Linked DNA regions of Homo sapiens: region 2 is linked to region 1. A link is an interaction called in ENCODE POLR2A ChIA-PET data of the cell type or tissue named here. Cell type or tissue: Caco-2. All regions are shown on one strand. Each heading gives the region's core, and the rest is flanking DNA. Links, peaks and the distances in the headings are about the cores only.

Region 1 (2,811 bases), core at 180-2,679:
AGGCTAGAGTGCAGTGATGTGATCACAGCTCCCTGCAGCCTCGACCTCTGCAGCCTCGACTTTCCCAACTCAAGTGATCCCCCTGCCTCAGCCTCCCAAGTAGGTAGGACTACAGGCATGTGCCACCACACCTGGCTAATTTTTACCTTTTTTTCTTTTTTTTTTTTGTAGAGATGGGGTCTTGCTATGTTTCCCAGGCTGGTCTCGAACTCCTGGGCTCAAGCAATCCTCCCACCTTGGCCTCCCAAACTGCTAGGATTATAGGCATGAGCTACTGCACCTGGCCTATCAGTGGTTGCTTTATTTCATTCTTCTTTCCTCTTTCCATGCCTTCTTCCTAATTTCATTAGTTCTGCTTCTGGTCATGGCCTACTATGCTCCTATCTGACCAACCCTCCAACAGATAACAATGAAAAACTCCAGACAATATATAAGAACAACTACTACCTGACGGTCTTGGAAATGAACAAAACTAGACAGGTAAGGAGAAGAGTTGATACTTAGAGGAAGGGAACAGAACAGGGTAAGTGTCCAATTTATTTATAGCAACTAACTTGAAGACTAACAGTCCATGATGCATGGAATGGCTAGAACTCAGAAACAGTCTTACTGGCTTGAAGAATCAGAGAATAAAATTCATGGTAAGCACAGCCACTAGAAAGTGAATGAGAATCTGGGAAAGAGGAGCACCATAGAGCGAGATTCCAAATTTCACATATAAACTCTGCCCAAATATTTGGCTGACTCCTTAGCCATTCATGTGTAGGTCAGACCACAAGCACCTAAGCCAAGCCTTAAAAAACTGAACTTAGATTTAAGCTGCTGCCCACTACAAGGGGAGACATAGTTTATCACGGGGGTGCATGGGGGTGATTTTGTAGGCAAAGTAACTGTCTACAAAAAATAAATAGCCAACCAATCAATAAGTCAGTTCTGTCTGCAGGATTATAACAGAATCCAGTCTCCACAATGTTCCATCTGCAATATTCATAATATAATTCAAAGTTAATCCACATATGAGGAAACAAAAAATATGACAATCAACAGAGACCAATCCCAAGAAGACCCAGACACTGAAATTAGCAGACAAGGATTTTAAAATAGCATTCTATTACAACTATGCTCAAGGATGTAGAGGAAAATATGCTCCTAATAAAACATAGGACATCTCAGTAAAGAAATACATACTATAAAAATCCAAAATGGAAATTCCAAAACTGGAAAATACCTGAAATAAAAAATTCCCTGGATGGGCTTAACAGCAAAATAGAAATGAAAGGAGAAAAATTCAGCGACTTTGAAGATAGATAAATAGAAATTAACCAATCTGAAGAACAGATGAAAAAAAAAAGATTAAAAAACAAAGCCAGAACCTCAAGGTCTGACAAAGGAGGAAAGGCAATTCACTGGAAAAAGGATCGTCTTTCCAACAAACAGTGCTGGAACAACAAAACATCTATATACCAAACAAAATGAATCCAGGCAAAAATGCGTCAACTTTGATAGTGGGCTGGGCACTGTGGCTCAAGCCTATAATCTCAGCTACTCAAGAGGCTGAGGTGGGAGGACTGTGTCAGGATAGGAGTTTGAAACCAGCCTAGGCAACATAGCGAGATCCCCATCTCTAAAAAATGTAAAAAATTAGTTGGGCATAGTGGCATGTGCCTGTAGTCCCAGCTATTCAGGAGGCTGAGTTCAAGGCTACCGTGGGCTACAATCAAGTCACTGCACTCCAGCCTGGGTGACAGAGTGAGATCTCTTATCTAAAAAAACAGAAACAAAAACAAAGAGATCATAGACTTAAATATAAAATGCAAAACTCTTAGAACATACGAGAAAAATCTACATGGCTTTGGGTTTGGTGATAATTTTTTAGATCTAACACCAAAAGCAGGATCCATGAAGGGAAAACTTAGGTTGGACTTCATTAAAATAGAAAACTTCTGGCTGTGTGCAGTGGCTCATGCCTATAATCCCAGCATTTTGGAAGGCCAAGGTGGGAGGACTGCTTGAGCCCAGGAGTTTGAGACCAGCCTGGGAGACATGATGGGACCCTGTCTCTATAAAAAATTAAGAAATCAGCCAAGCATGGTGGTGTGTGCTTGTGGTCCTAGCCACTTGGGAGGCTGAGGCAAGGGGACTGCTAGAGCCCAGGAGGTCAAGGCTACAGTGGCCGTGTTCACACCACTGTACTCCAGCCTGGGTGACAGAGCGGGACCCTCTAAAAACAAATGAATAAATAACCTCTGCTCTGCAAAAGATGCTGTTAAGAGAATGAAAAGACAAGCGACAGACTAGGAGAAAATATTTATAAAAACACCTAACTGATAAGGGACTGGTATCCAAAACATACAAAGTGTTCTTACAGCTCAGCAATTAAAAAAAAAAAAAAAAACCCATGCAACCCAATTTAAAAATGGGCAAAAGATCTGAACAGATACCTTACTAAAGAAGATATACAGATGGCAAATAAGCATATGAAAAGATGCTCAACATTGTATGTCATTAGGGAATTGCAAATTAAAACAATGAGATACTACTACACAACTATTAGTCTTTTGGATTTTAGAAAGGCTAAAATCCCAAACACTGACAACACCAAACACTGGTGAGGATGTGGAACAACAGAAATTCATTCACTGCTGGTGGGAATGCAAATGGTATGGCCAGCTTGGAAGACACTTTGGCAGTTTCTTATAAAACTAAACACACCTAACCATATGTATGATACAGCAATCAGGTTCCTTGTATTTACCTAAATGATTTGAAAACTTATGTTCAAACAAAAACCTGCAAACAAATGTTTATTCC
Region 2 (2,811 bases), core at 152-2,651, 76 kb before region 1:
GGATTATTGTTTACTTAATTCCTTGAAAGAAAATCACAGTGGGAACTTCCTCAGGCCCTGGAGGGTTGAGTTTTCTGGGGATAATTTCAATTTATCTGATGGGGGTTCTACACATGCCTGGCTGGTGGGGGACCCACATCTGGGAGACATACTCGCTCAGCTGCATCTCACTGTTATGTGAACGGGCCAAGTGTGGCCTCAGTGGCTTGGCCTAACATGTTCCTGTCTTGTTCATTTATTCACAGCAGGCTAGGACCATTAGCCCAAAGCCAGCCAGTGCTAAACTCAAATTCTTACATATCCAATTGCTTGGAATATCATCCAAATAAACATACAGATGGTCCCTGACTTACAATGGTTCAGTTAAAAATGTTTCAGCTCTACAATGGTGTAAAAGCACTGTGCATTCGGTACGCTCTCTGACCTTCCATGGGGTTAGACATTTTCAGCTTATGATGGGCTTGTCAGGAGGCAGCCCCATCGTAAGTTGGGGAGCATCTGTATTTCTGGCCATTTAGAGCCTACCTATTTTGCATATTCCAACATCTGCTGACCATGGATAAGACAAACCCTGTGGCTGTGAAGGACTCCACATCGCTGCTGCCCTTCAGAGCTCTTGGACCCAGGGACTCCCCACCTTGTGGAGGGACATCACCCGGACAACTCCCCTTTCTTCCCCAGGAGCTCCCCAACCCTAGCCCTACTCCCCTTCTGGGTGGTGGTCTTGCCTGCCAGCTGCAGAAGGCCCCTTGCCGGGAGGGACACACCGTCTCCTTCCACACTGTCCAAGTGCCACCGAATATAGCTTGTTGCATGTTGCTGCCTCCCATGGTCTGGTGTCTTCCTGGATCAAACCTGACATTCTCAAACTTATTGCACTCCCTCTGTCTGCTCCTTAGTCAAAAAAATCTCAGACAATTTTCCAGTGGCTCAGTGTAGGTGCTGTGTAAATAAAGCCTCCTTCACCTGGAAATTCTCCTGCGTGAGGCTGTGCTCCTCAGGGCCCGAGGCCTTTGGGATGGGCAGTGACTCCTGGAATCCAGAGGGACAGAAACCCAAATGCAAATGCCCAGGCTCCAGGCTCAGGTGACATCTGTGGTCAGACACCTGCGGCTGGAGGTGGGAATGGCCAGAGGAGCTGCTGGGGCAAAGGTAGGAACTAGGGCAGACAGGCCTTCAGGGTGCTGTTGCTGGAAGGGTGGAGCTTGGCAAGTAATCTTTCCAAGAGAGATCACTGGAGAGGGTCCCACAGAGATAAGGAGATCGAAGTCTGGGAAGCTGTGTGAAGTGACTTGCCCTGTTCACATGCTAATTACGGGCAGAGCTGGGGTGCCTGATAATGACTCTTGAACCACAGTCCCCTGCTTAAACTTGCAGGGGGCCCATTTGTACCAGAGAGTGAGTCACATGATTTGCCATGAGCACAGTACTTGCAGACTGGCCATCATCTTTATCTTACAGCTGTAAAATCAGAATATCCCATTCCCCTGGCTGCTGTGATTGGTTCCGGGTGGAAAGTATTTCAGCAGAGCTGGTGATAATCAATGCCACTTTTCCTGTACTTACTGAGAGTAAGGCACATGGTCTTTCTAGCTATGCACAAACCTGGACAGTGAGGGCCTGGACCTGCCATGCAACTCTTGCCCCACATAGAGACAGAGAATAAAGACAGCCCAGAGAATAAACACAGGAGACACAGACTGAATCCTGGTAATATTGTTTGAGCTCACAGATCAAGCTTCACCTGAAGTTCTCCCGGGACTTTTTAGTCATGAGAAATTCTTTTCATATAACGAATTTGAGTCAGATTTTCTCTCTTTGTAGCTTTGGCACTGGGGTGCCAAATCGGCCATCCCCCGGTAGTTATTTTCCACTCCTATTCTTCAGCCATGGTTCTTTTGATCGTCATGGTCATCTAATGCATCTCTTGCCAGATCCCAAAGTTCAGCCTAGTTGAATAAATATTTATTGAATTTCTACTGTATACCAAGCCCTGTGTTATGTTGTGCGAGAGAAAGATTATTAGGACATAGTTCCTGCTTTCAAGGAATTTACAGACTCAGAACATGTTATTAAGTGAACCATAAGACACAGTGATATGTGTACTTATGCAAGTCCATGCAAGGCCCAGAAACATACCTAGGAAGAAGGAATTCAGTCTGGGGAGGTGAGGGAGCTATGAAGGGGAGGGGACACTGGAGCAGGCTTCTGAATGATGAGAGTGAGGCTGGAGGCAAGACACTACTGAGCAATGACTGCTTTCCCCCAGCCTTTGTTGACCTTGCTTAGGTGACTGGCTGTTTGGCTTCCTTCGCCACAGGCTAGTTCTTGCCTGTGCACAGTGGCTCCTGTAGAGAAGCTTGAATCAGTTCCTCAGGGGATGAGCTCAGGGCCATTTGGCCATATAGGCCACCCTGGGTTTTTTAACTTGGAGAAGAGCTGAGTATTCTAAAATGCATATTTTTGGGCTTTGGCATTTGTGTTTATATACCTAAGGATTTCTATATGGAGAATAAGAAAGTATTACGTCTACTTTGTCGGGCTCAGAAAACTGAGATAGGACCAGATATGGGGAGACTTCATTAGACCCTTGATATGACCCTGGCTGAGCTGCTCAGCCTCCCTCCTGCATTCCTGCCCACCCAGCCCTGCAGCCCCTGATGCCTGGGCATTACTAAACTGTTTGCTATTCTTGGAACACATTAACCCTCTCCTCCTCCATGTCTCTGCAATGCTGCTCTCTCTCCCAGGAAGGCCTCCATTTTTTCTTTTTCCTTTTTTTTTTTTAAACAGGATCTTGCTCTGTTGCCT

What was found. ChIA-PET counts read pairs that join two places held together with the same protein. Peaks named below come from ENCODE experiments on the same cell type or tissue, not always from the same donor. Only the 100,000 strongest peaks of a DNase experiment are listed, where the experiment ranks them.
Region 2: POLR2A ChIA-PET joins it to region 1 with 5 read pairs; 2 of 35 experiments call an interaction of 5 or more read pairs at or near these places.

Annotation. Positions count from the first base shown.
Region 1 is chr18:49,805,605-49,808,415 of GRCh38, forward strand. All of the region lies in intron 1 of ACAA2 (acetyl-CoA acyltransferase 2), which reads right to left. Among named protein-coding and RNA genes, the nearest start is that of ACAA2, 6.5 kb to the right of the region's middle. In Caco-2, for the core only: no CTCF peak of the experiment used is centred there; no DNase peak of the experiment used is centred there.
Region 2 is chr18:49,729,962-49,732,772 of GRCh38, forward strand. The region is part of intron 3 of LOC105372112 (a long non-coding RNA gene); the gene reads left to right. Among named protein-coding and RNA genes, the nearest start is that of ACAA2, 82 kb to the right of the region's middle. In Caco-2, for the core only: no CTCF peak of the experiment used is centred there; DNase peaks (open chromatin) are centred at 1,110 and 2,210; H3K4me3 peaks cover 752 bases.